Linked DNA regions of Homo sapiens: region 2 is linked to region 1. Evidence: read pairs that join two places in POLR2A ChIA-PET (ENCODE). Cell type or tissue: GM12878. All regions are shown on one strand. Links, peaks and the distances in the headings refer to the core of each region. The heading gives the core; the rest is flanking DNA. Region 1 has its middle 71 kb from the start of NETO2. Region 2 has its middle 37 kb from the start of DNAJA2-DT.

Region 1 (5,385 bases), core at 156-5,155:
GCAACAGGCATATGAAAAACTGCCCCAAATAACGAATCATCAGATAAATGCAAATTAAAAGCACAATGAGATATAACTTCACACCTGTTAGAACGGCCATTAAAGGAAAACCCTGCACACTGTAGGTGGGCATGTAAATTAGTACAGCAATTATGGAAAACAGCACGGAGGTTTCTCCAAAAATTAAAAAAGTGGATCTACTATATGATCCAGCAGTCCCACTCTGGGTATTTTCCAGAGGAAATGAAATCAATATGTTGAAGAGATATCTGCATTCCCATGTTTACTGCATAGCACTATTCACAATAGCCAAGATACAGAATTTACCTACGTGACCATCCGTGGAGGGAAGGATAAAGAAAATGTGGTGTGTGTGTGTATATATGCATACCCACATGGGATAATAGTATCCCGTTACATATAATAGGATACTACCGAGCATTAAAAAAGAAGGAAATCGGGCTGGGTGCAGTGGCTCACACCTGTAATCCCAGCACTTGGGGAGGCTGAGGTGGGCGGATCATGAGGTCAAGAGATTGAGACCATCTTGGCCAACATGGTGAAAACCCATCTCTACTGAAAATACAAAAATTAGCTGGGCGTGGTGGCATGTGCCTGTAGTCCCAGCTACTCAGGAGGCTGAGGCAGGAGAATCGCTTGAACCTGGGAGGCAGAGGTTGCAGTGGGCTGAGATCGCACCACTACACTCCAGCCTGGTGACAGAGCGAGACTCTGTCTCAAAAAAAAAAAAAAAAGGAAATCGGCCGGGCACCCCAGTGGCTCATGCCTGTAATCCCAGCACTTTGGGAGGCTGGGGTGGGCAAGTCACCTAAGGTCAGGAGTTCGAGACTAGCCTGGGCAACATGATGAAACTTAGTCTCTACAAAAACTGCAAAAAATAGCTGGGCATGGTGGCATGTGCCTGTAATCCCAGCTACTTGGGAGGCTACGGTGGGAGGATCACTTGAGCCCGGGAGATCAAGGCTGTAGTGAGCTGTGATGGTGCCACTGCACTCCAGCCTGGGAAACACAGCAAGATCCTGTCTCAAAAAACAAACAAACAAACAAACAAACAAAATGGTTAAATTCGTTAAAAGAGAAAAAAAAAGAGAAAGAAAAACGCAGGAAAAGAAACCATAGAAAAAGAGCAGGCAAATTTTTAAAAGAACTAGGCCAGGTGCAGTGGCTCACACCTGTAATCCTAGTTTGGGAGGCCAAGGTGGGTGGATCGTTTGAGCTCAGGAGTTCGAGACCAGCCTGGGCAACATGGCAAAACTCCGTCTCTTAAAAAAAAAAAAAAAATTAAAGGGACTAAATAGGATTTCTGGAAATAAACAATATAATCATTCACATTAAGTACTCATTAAGTACTCATTGGGCAGTTACACAGAAGATGAGACGTGGCTAAGAGAAAATGTGTATCACAATGAAAATATGAAGACATGGAAATACTGAAAGTTAAGAAACATGAAAGAATTTTCCAGAATGATACTTATCTTTAGACTGAAGAAGCATATGGAATCACAAGAAAAATATAAAAATAAATACACATGTAGACATATTGTAGTGAAATGGCTAAACAATATTGTGGAATCAGTTAAGTGGGAAAAGACAGATTAAAGATATGGGAACTTAGGTTTATAAAAGAAGTCATGATCATGATCATGAAATAAGCACTGTGGGAAAGGAACAGTCAATGCAGTCTTTCATACCCAGATAAAGTATCATACAAGAAGGAGGAAACAGGGATTTTCCGAAAAGCAAAAACTGAACAGATCACCCAGCAGTGTCAATAAATAATTTTTAAAGGAAGGCAGAAGGAAAGTGATCCCAGATGTAAGGTCGGAATGCAATAAAGTATGGAGAGAAAATGAGCAGATAAACATAGAGAAAAATCTAAGTATTTACCATAAAAACAAAAACATTGGGGTGGGATAATGGACTCAGCTCTGTCTGCTTAATGCCATTGTGCAGAGAAGTACCCTAATGCATAAGCTTTTTAATGCTGTAAAATATAATAGCTGAAATTAAATGCCACTTTTTTCAGAGGTGAATTAACGGACAGTCTGGTGAAATTCACAAGCTTTTTGATGTATAAAACTTGATAAATGGAATGGGTCCATCAATAGGCAAAAGTGTAGCAATGTATCTAGATGAATAGTATGTAATTTCTGCACAGGTCTCTGTTTAGTAAATACATCACTGTATACCAATCAGGAATCTTGCTCCAATAAAGGAACATAAAGATTTAAAAAACTGGCCATTTTGGGGAAATATAAAAAACAAGTAACTAAAATACTAAATGAAAATAACATAAGATGGAAGAGGGGTGAATACGGCTCAGGCGTTGTATGGTTCTTGTTTTGTTCAGAAAGAGGGTAGAAATAGCAACTGTAGATTTGATATAGGCATGAGAAACTCTGAAGATCAGCCACAAGTGTTAGAGAAACAGCAGTTAACTTCTAACTAATACCCGCAGGGGAACGATCACCACCATGGTCAGGATCTCTGGGGGAAAGTAAAGCCAGGAGAGGACCGCAGTGGGGTGTAATTGTGTTTACAGACATAACTTCTTTAGCAGGGTCCAGGTATGTTGGTACTCATTGTTCTCCAAACCCTTTCATAAGTTTGAAATATTTCTTTAAAGTAGAATTCAACAGTTTTTAGTGTAATTTTGTTTTCTATAGCAGTGGTTCTCAACTGGGCTTGACTTTGCCCCTCTCCTTCCCTGTATCACCTTCTCAGAGGAGACTCTGGCCATGTCTGGGGACAGTTTTGCTCATCACTGCTGGGGGTGGTCTGCTGCCCCTTGCAGTGCACAGGCTGGCCCTCCCACCGCGAGGAGTTACCCAGTCCAAAACATCAGCAGTGCTGAGCTTGAGAAACCCTATCCTTTAGGATCAGAATATGTGTTTTTTCAAAAGTTAGATTTTCTCCTTTGCTATTTAAAAATAAATGGAAAAGCAGAAATAACACATGGTGACTTTGTAGCACTTTTCATGTACATAATCAGTTTCAGAAAGTAAAAATGCTTGATGAAGTCATCAGGAAAATCCCCAACTTCATAAATGGGCAGCATAATATTTTAAAGTGTTAAAAATTAATCTTTGGTTGATTGCTAAAGTAGCATGAACATAGCCACAACTATGGTGGGATGCTCTTGATTGGAGTTTCTTTATAAGATGAAGTTTCCAAGAAACAGTTAATTGCTTTCAGTTTCTCCATCTTCAAGAAAGGGACAAAAAGGTAACTGATGAAGCTGTTTCTGTTTTCTTGCTAGTGGAACATTAGTATTCGACAGTAGTACTGTACTAAATTCTGGGGCTGCTACTGAAATGTCATTAAATCCCAACTTTACACATCTGGCACGCTGCCTAAATGCAGCTCAGTGTGTTAAAGCGTAGATTACAGTCCAACAAATCAATGCTCTCGAATTGTGGGTTTATGTAAACCTGCAATTAAAAACAGTGTGCAATCACTTTCTTTGCCTACCTGATGAGGGGAAGAGAAGCAAGCTGTTTTTTTTCAGGGCAAAGAGGTGAGAATGCCAGCTTAAAACAGAAGCATTCCCCGGCGCATGCTTTAAGACATGGCTTTGGATAAAGGCAGTTTCTGGCTGGGCATAGTGGCTCGCGCCTGTAATCCCAGCACTTTGGGAGGCTGAGGCGGGTAGTTCACCTGAGGTGGGTAGTTCACCTGAGGTCAGGAGTTTGAGACCAGCCTGGGCAACATGGCAAAACCCTGTCTCTACTAAAAATGCAAAAATTAGCTGGGTGTGGTGGCACACGCCTGTAATCCCAGCTACTTGGAAGGCTGAAGCACAAGAATAGCTTGAACCCGGAAGGTGGAAGTTATAGTGAGCTGAGATTGCACCATTGCACTCCAGCCTGGGTGACAAAAGGAGACTCCATAAAAAAAAAATCTGTGAGTTATTTGTGGGTAATGGGGAAAAGCCAAGAAATGAGGCAGTGGCCAGGTGCGATGGCTCACTCCTGTGATCCCAGCACTTTGGGAGGTTGAGGCGGGTGGATTGCCTGAGGTCAGGAGTTCGAGACCAGCCTGGCCAACATGGCAAAACCCCGTCTCTAATAAAAATGAGCCGTGTGTAATGGCAGGCACCTAAATATTCCAGCTACTTAGAGGCTGAGGCAGGAGAATTGCTTGAACCAGGAGGCGGAGGTTGCAGTGAACGAGATCACGTCACTGCACTCCAGGCCGGGTGATAGAGACTCTGCCTCAAAAAAAAAAAAAAAAAAAAAAAAAATGGAGGCAGTAACAGCAGGACAGGAACAGTGTATGGCATGTGGGGAGTGCTTATTTTTAAATGATGGAGAGAACACCCACAGGGCTCCTGCGGAAAGGCAGGCCCTTCTCCCACCCCTGCAGAAGAGCAGCTCAGTGAGGTCCTTCCAGAAGCAGAGACTGCCATCTAGCAATTAAAAATGGCAGGATGGGGAACAACAGAGGCTCATTTGGTGCCTCTCTTGCAGAGTTTGGAGTACAAGGAGGTGCTTCCAAAGTAACAGGCACCATACTATTTCTAGTGGCAAAGAGCTGACTGATTCATATTAGAAAAGGACTTAGGCTAGGCCGGGCATGGTGGCTCATGCCTGTAATCCCAGCACTTTGGGAGGCCGAGGCGGGCGGATCACGAGGTCAGGAGATTGAGACCATACTGGCTAACACGGTGAAACCCCGTCTCTACTAAAAAAATACAAAAAAAATATAGCCGGGCGTGGTGGCAGGCACCTGTAGTCCCAGCTACTCGGGAGGCTGAGGCAGGAGAATGGTGTGAACCCGGGAGGCGGAGCTTGCAGTGAGCCGAGATCACACCACTGCACTCCAGCCTGGGCAACAGAGAGAATACTCCTTCTCAAAAACAAAAAACAAAAAACAGAAAAGGACTTAGGCCATAAGTATACCCACAGGGCAAAACAATGTCAGCAATAGCAGCTTCCTTCAAATTCAAAGGAAAAATTTATGCACTGATACAGTTAAAGACATAATTTTATCTTTTATAGCAGGTAGCTGTGGCTGTCAGTCAGCTATCAAAAACAATTCAGAAAGAAAAACTTTCCTGACTTGGTCTTTTAATCATTTTGGTCAAAGCAAAGCAAAAAAGAGCATTCTCTTCCAGGAAATCTTATTTATGTATATATTTTTTATCATAATAGAAAAATCTCTGTATAGAACTGCTTTGGCTACACTTCTCATCTTGAGGGTAGAATGTGTTCTGGACACAAAAGGCTTTTCTTTCTCAGTGACACACCTGCCTTTTTGTTGTGTTTTTTTGTAAATCAGTTGTCCCAAGAATCTTCTCAATGATAGAGTTGCAAATCAGCCATGCCTTCTAGGAAACCCAATGTTAATATTACATAATTGGAA
Region 2 (5,385 bases), core at 281-5,280, 63 kb before region 1:
TTCTCAGTTTATTGCTGGCCTTTTAGTTTTTTTTTTTCATGTTCAGAAATTTTTTGCAGTCAGATCTTTTTATCTTTCCCTTTAATGGTTTTTCACTTTGGTGTCTTGCTTACACAATTGTGAATTTCAGGGATGCTGGTAGAGTGAACCTGAGATCCCATGGTGCATTACAAGCCAATGAAAGTTGATTTAACTGGCCAAAGTAGAGAAGCTAGGCTGGGTGCAGTGACTCGCACCTGTAATCCCAGCACTTTGGGAGGCCGAAGTAGGAGAATTGCTTGAGCCCAGGGGTTCCAGACCAGCCTGGGCAACAGAGTGAGAACCCCTCTCACAAAAAAAAAAAAAAAAAAAAAAAAGGTAGAGAAGCTGTCAAGACATGAGTTTTGCTTTCATTTGTGCTACCTTGGTGTATGTTTTAATTTGGAGGACTCTTAGGAAAATCCCAGCACTTTGGGAAGCTGAGGTGGGCAGATCACTTGAGGTCAAGAGTTCAAGACCAGCATGGCCAACATGGTGAGATCCTGTATCTACTAAAAATACAAAAAAATTAGCCAGGCATGGTGGCACGCACCTGTAATATTCCCAGCTACTGGGGAGGCTGAGGCAAGACAATCGCTTGAACCCAGGAGGCAGAGGTTGCAGTAAGCCGAGATTGCACCACTGTACTCCAGCCTGGTGACAGAGCGAGACCCTGTCTCAAAAATAAAAATAAAAATAAAAGAAAAGAAAAATAAAATATAAAAAGTAATAAAATAATAAAAATAAAAATAAAAGAATGTCTGGAAATGTAAAGTGATAAGGCAGTCAGGGCAGGGAACTCCTGTCTGACTTAACACAAAGGCATTTCCTTGAAGCATTTTTTAATGTTTCTGGTTCAGTTTCACTTTCTTGTAATTAATTGATAAATATCTACTGTGTGTTTGATGGATAAAACAGAGTAAAGGAAAAAAAGCAGGGAGGCAACAGGGACAGTTCTAAGGGATCAAGTGATACCAAACTGATGCAGAGAAGAACCCAGTTGTATGCTGAGGGAGTGAATTCAGCAGGATTTTCTGGACCTACAATGGGTGCTCAACTGTGAAATCAGTCAGTGACATCTCTGTGTAGAAAGGTGTGTGTGGATTTCTCCAAGTTCAGCTGGGCATGTCTAGTCCCTTTTAAGGACTCACCTGATTAGATTAGGCCCACCCAGGATAATTTCAAGCATGCGGTGAGCCCATAAAACCCATTCATGTTGTTTTGCAACTGTTGATCCTGGAACTAATAACTCTGCACCTCTGCATTTCTTAGCTATCCTCTTCTCCTTCTCCGTTTTTTTGTTTTGTTTTGTTTTTGTTTTTGTTTTTGTTTTTGAGACACAGCCTTGCTCTGTCACCTAGGCTGGAGTGCAGTGGCATGATCTCGGCTCACTGCAGCCTCCACTTCCTGGGTTCAAGCAATTCTCCTGCCTCAGCCTCCCGAGTAGCTGGGACTACAGGCACCCACCACCACACCTGGCTAATTTTTGTATGTTTTGTAGAGACAGAGTTTCCTCATGTTGGCCAGGCTGGTCTTGAACTCCTAACCTCAAGTGATCCGCCCACCTTGGCCTCTTGAAGTGCTTGGATTACAAGAGTGAGCCACGGCGCCTGTCCCCCTTTTCTTTCCTGCTTCCTCCACTTCACAGGCGTTACTACCCACTAAGACCTTCAACTAACATATGGCTTTCTATGCCCATCCCCTAGTGACTTTCTAAAAAAAAAAGTATGCATATTTCAGGATATCCCTTTTAAAAATTTTTTATTTAATATTTATTTATTTTTATTTTATTTTATTTATTTATTTATTTTTGAGATGGAGTTTTGCTCTTGTCACCCAGGGTGGAGTGCAATGGCATGATCGCGGCTCACTGCAACTTCCACCTCCCGGGTTCAAGTGATTCTCCTGCCTCAGCCTCCCAAGCAGCTGGGATTACAGGCGCCCACCACCATGCCTGGCTAATTTTTGTATTTTTAGTAGAGACAGGGTTTCACCATGTTGGTCAGGCTGGTTTCGAACTCCTAACCTCATGTGATCCGTCTGTCTTGGCCTCCCAAAGTGCTGGGATTACAGGTGTGAGCCACCACACCTGGCCTACTTTTATTTTTTTGAGACTGAGTCTCACTCTGTCACTCAGACTGGAGTGCAGTGGTGCAATCTTTGCTCACTGCAATATTCACCTCCCCAGTTCAAGCAATTCTCCTGCCTCAGCCTACCGAGTAGCTGGGATTACAGGCACCCATCACCACGCCCAGCTAATTTTTGGTCAGGCTGTCTCAAACTCTTGATCTCAGGTGATCCACCCACCTTGGCTCCCGAAGTGCTGGGATTACAGGCATGAGCCACCGTGCCTGGCCATCAGCTAATTCATATAGGTCTGAGGTTTGGGCACAGTGTAGCTGGGGTGTTTGCTCAGGGTCTCACCTTGCCATCAAGGTGTCAGCCAGCAGCCTTCATCTGGAGGCTCCACTAGGGGAAGATCCACTCCTGGTTTCCCTCAGGTTGTCAGAACTAATATCCTTGCAACTGTAGGACTAAGGCCCCAGTGGTTTTGATAGCTGTTGACTAGGGACCACTCCCAGCTCCTAGAGATCATTCTGTTATATTTGCAATGTGGCCTCTTCTCACACTTTAAATCTCTGACTTCCAAAAGGACTCAGGCCTTTTAAGGGCTCAACTGATTAGGTCAGATCCACCTAAGATAGTTTTTTAAAATTAACTCAAAGTCAACTGATCAGGGACCTTAATCATATCTGCAAAATCCCTCTTTTTGTATAAAGAAACATAATCATTATTGTGATATCTCATTATATTTGTAAGCCCACTCACACTCAGGCTGTGTACAACAGTGGGTGGGAATTTGGGGGCCATCTTAGCATCTGCCTTCTGCAATATAGCATGGCACAGTGGAGTGGCTAATAGAAAGGGCCCTGGGGGAGGCTGCAGGAGTTCAGGGCTGAGCATGATTTACGAGCCATGTGACCTAACCTCTTCATGTCTTGGTTCCTCCATTTGTGAAATGAGGGAGTGATAGGTACCTACCTTGTAGAATTACTAAGTCAATGCAGGTAAATCCCTTGAAAAAATTTCTGATGCTTAATAAGTGTTGACTCTTATTAATACAGTTTACCTAAGCATTTGTAAGAGTTATATATTCTGAGATGTTATTACTTTATCAAAGACTTAAAAGCAAGAAGTACAAACATAGTAGAATAAAGCTGGACACATTGGCTCACACCTGTAATCCCAGCATTCTGGGAAGCCGAGGCAAGAGGATAGCTTGAGCCCAGGATTTCAAGACCAGCCTGGGCAATACAGTGAGACCTCATCTCTTTTATTTTTTTATTTTTTTATTTTATTTTATTTTATTTTTATTTTTTTACTTTTATTTTTTATTATTATTATACTTTAAGTTTTAGGGTACATGTGCACAATGTGCAGGTTAGTGACATGTGTATACATGTGCCATGCTGGTGTGCTGCACCCATTAACTCGTCATTTAGCATTAGGTATATCTCCTAAAGCTATCTCTCCCCCCTCCCCCCACCCCACAACAGTCCCCAGAGTGTGATGTTCCCCTTCCTGTGTCCATGTGTTCTCATTGTTCAATTCCCACCTATGAGTGAGAATATGCAGTGTTTGGTTTTTTGTTCTTGCGATAGTTTACTGAGAATGATGATTTCCAATTTCATCCATGTCCCCACAAAGGACATGAACTCATCATTTTTTATGGCTGCATAGTATTCCATGGTGTATATGTGCCACATTTTCTTAATCCAGTCTATCATTGTTGGACATTTGGGTTGGTTCCAAGTCTTTGCTATTGTGAATAGTGCCACAGTAAACATATGTGTGCATGTGTCTTTATAGCAGCATGATTTACAGTCCTTTGGGTATATACCCAGTAATGGGATGGCTGGGTCAAATGGTATTTCTAGTTCTAGATCCCTGAGGAATTGCCACACTGACTTCCACAATGGTTGAACTAGTTTACAGTCCCACCAACAATGTAAAAGTGTTCCTATTTCTCCACATCCTCTCCAGCACCTGTTGTTTCCTGACTTTTTAATGATTGCCATTCTAACTGGTGTGAGATGGTATCTCATCGTGGTTTTGATTTGCATTTCTCTGATAGTCAGTGATGGTGAGCATTTATTCATGTTTTTTGGCTGCATAAATGTCTTCTTTTGAGAAGTGTCTGTTCATGTCCTTCGCCCACTTTTTGATGGGTTTTTTTTTTTCTTGTAAGTGTGTTTGAGTTCATTGTAGATTCTGGATATTAGCCCTTTGTCAGATGAGTAGGTTGCGAAAATTTTCTCCCATTTTGTAGGTTGCCTGTTCACTCTGATGGTAGTTTCTTTTGCTGTGCAGAAGCTCTTTAGTTACAAAAATTAATTCAAGACAGATTAAAGACTTAAACGTTAGACCTAAAACCATAAAAACCCTAGAAGACCTCATCGCTTTAAAACAAATTATTATTTAAAAAAATAGCAGAATGACATGTAACAACTCTGAGAAGCCATGGAAGAAATGCTAATTAGAGGAAATATCAAATAGTCTGTGAGACTCAAGTGGAACACCAAAATGACATAGAGTGAGAACATTGAAGGAGAAGAATGACTAGAAAAGGAGAGAGTAAAATGTTCTAGGACTAATCAGATGCAAATAATCCACCCACCATTGCTGACCTAGAAACAAGATACATACATCCCAAATTGTCTGTATAAATACGTTCTTCTTGTTCAAAAAAGAAATCTTTCTATATATTTAAGTGTTTCAATGATCATCTTAGTCTATTTTCTATTTTAGAATACCCAAAACTGGGAAATCTAGGAAGAAAAGGAATATTTTTCTTATAGTTATGGAGGCTGAGAAGTCCAAGGCCAAGGGGCTCCATCTGGTGAGGGCCTTCTTGCTAGTGAGGACTCTCTGCAGAGTCCCAAGGTGGCGCAGGGCATCACAGGGTGTGGGGCTGAGTGTGCTTGCTCAGTTCTGTCTTCCTCTTCTTATAACGACACCAGTTCCCATGATAACCCATTCATCCATTAATCCAGTAATGGGTTAATCCACTCACACAAGCAGGGCCCTCATGACCCAATCACCTCTTAAAGGCCTCCCCTCTCAGTACTGCCAAATTATTGGAGATTATATTTCAACATGAGTTTTGGAGGGAACAAATATTCAAACCATAGCAATGACTGGGAGAGTTTTCTTATTTCTTATTTATTTATTTATTGTTATTGTTGAGACAGGGTCTCACTCTATTGCCCAGGCTGGAGTGCAGTGGCACAATCACGGTTCATGGCAACCTCTATATTCCAGGCTCATGTGATCCTCCCACCTCAGCCTCCTGAGCAGCTGGGACTA

What was found. ChIA-PET counts read pairs that join two places held together with the same protein. Peaks named below come from ENCODE experiments on the same cell type or tissue, not always from the same donor. Only the 100,000 strongest peaks of a DNase experiment are listed, where the experiment ranks them.
Region 2: POLR2A ChIA-PET joins it to region 1 with 6 read pairs; 2 of 35 experiments call an interaction of 5 or more read pairs at or near these places.

The regions. Positions count from the first base shown.
Region 1 is chr16:47,070,652-47,076,036 of GRCh38, forward strand. No RefSeq gene overlaps it. Among named protein-coding and RNA genes, the nearest start is that of NETO2, 71 kb to the right of the region's middle. In GM12878, for the core only: no CTCF peak of the experiment used is centred there; a DNase peak (open chromatin) is centred at 3,160; H3K27ac peaks cover 733 bases.
Region 2 is chr16:47,007,637-47,013,021 of GRCh38, forward strand. No RefSeq gene overlaps it. Among named protein-coding and RNA genes, the nearest start is that of DNAJA2-DT, 37 kb to the left of the region's middle. In GM12878, for the core only: no CTCF peak of the experiment used is centred there; no DNase peak of the experiment used is centred there.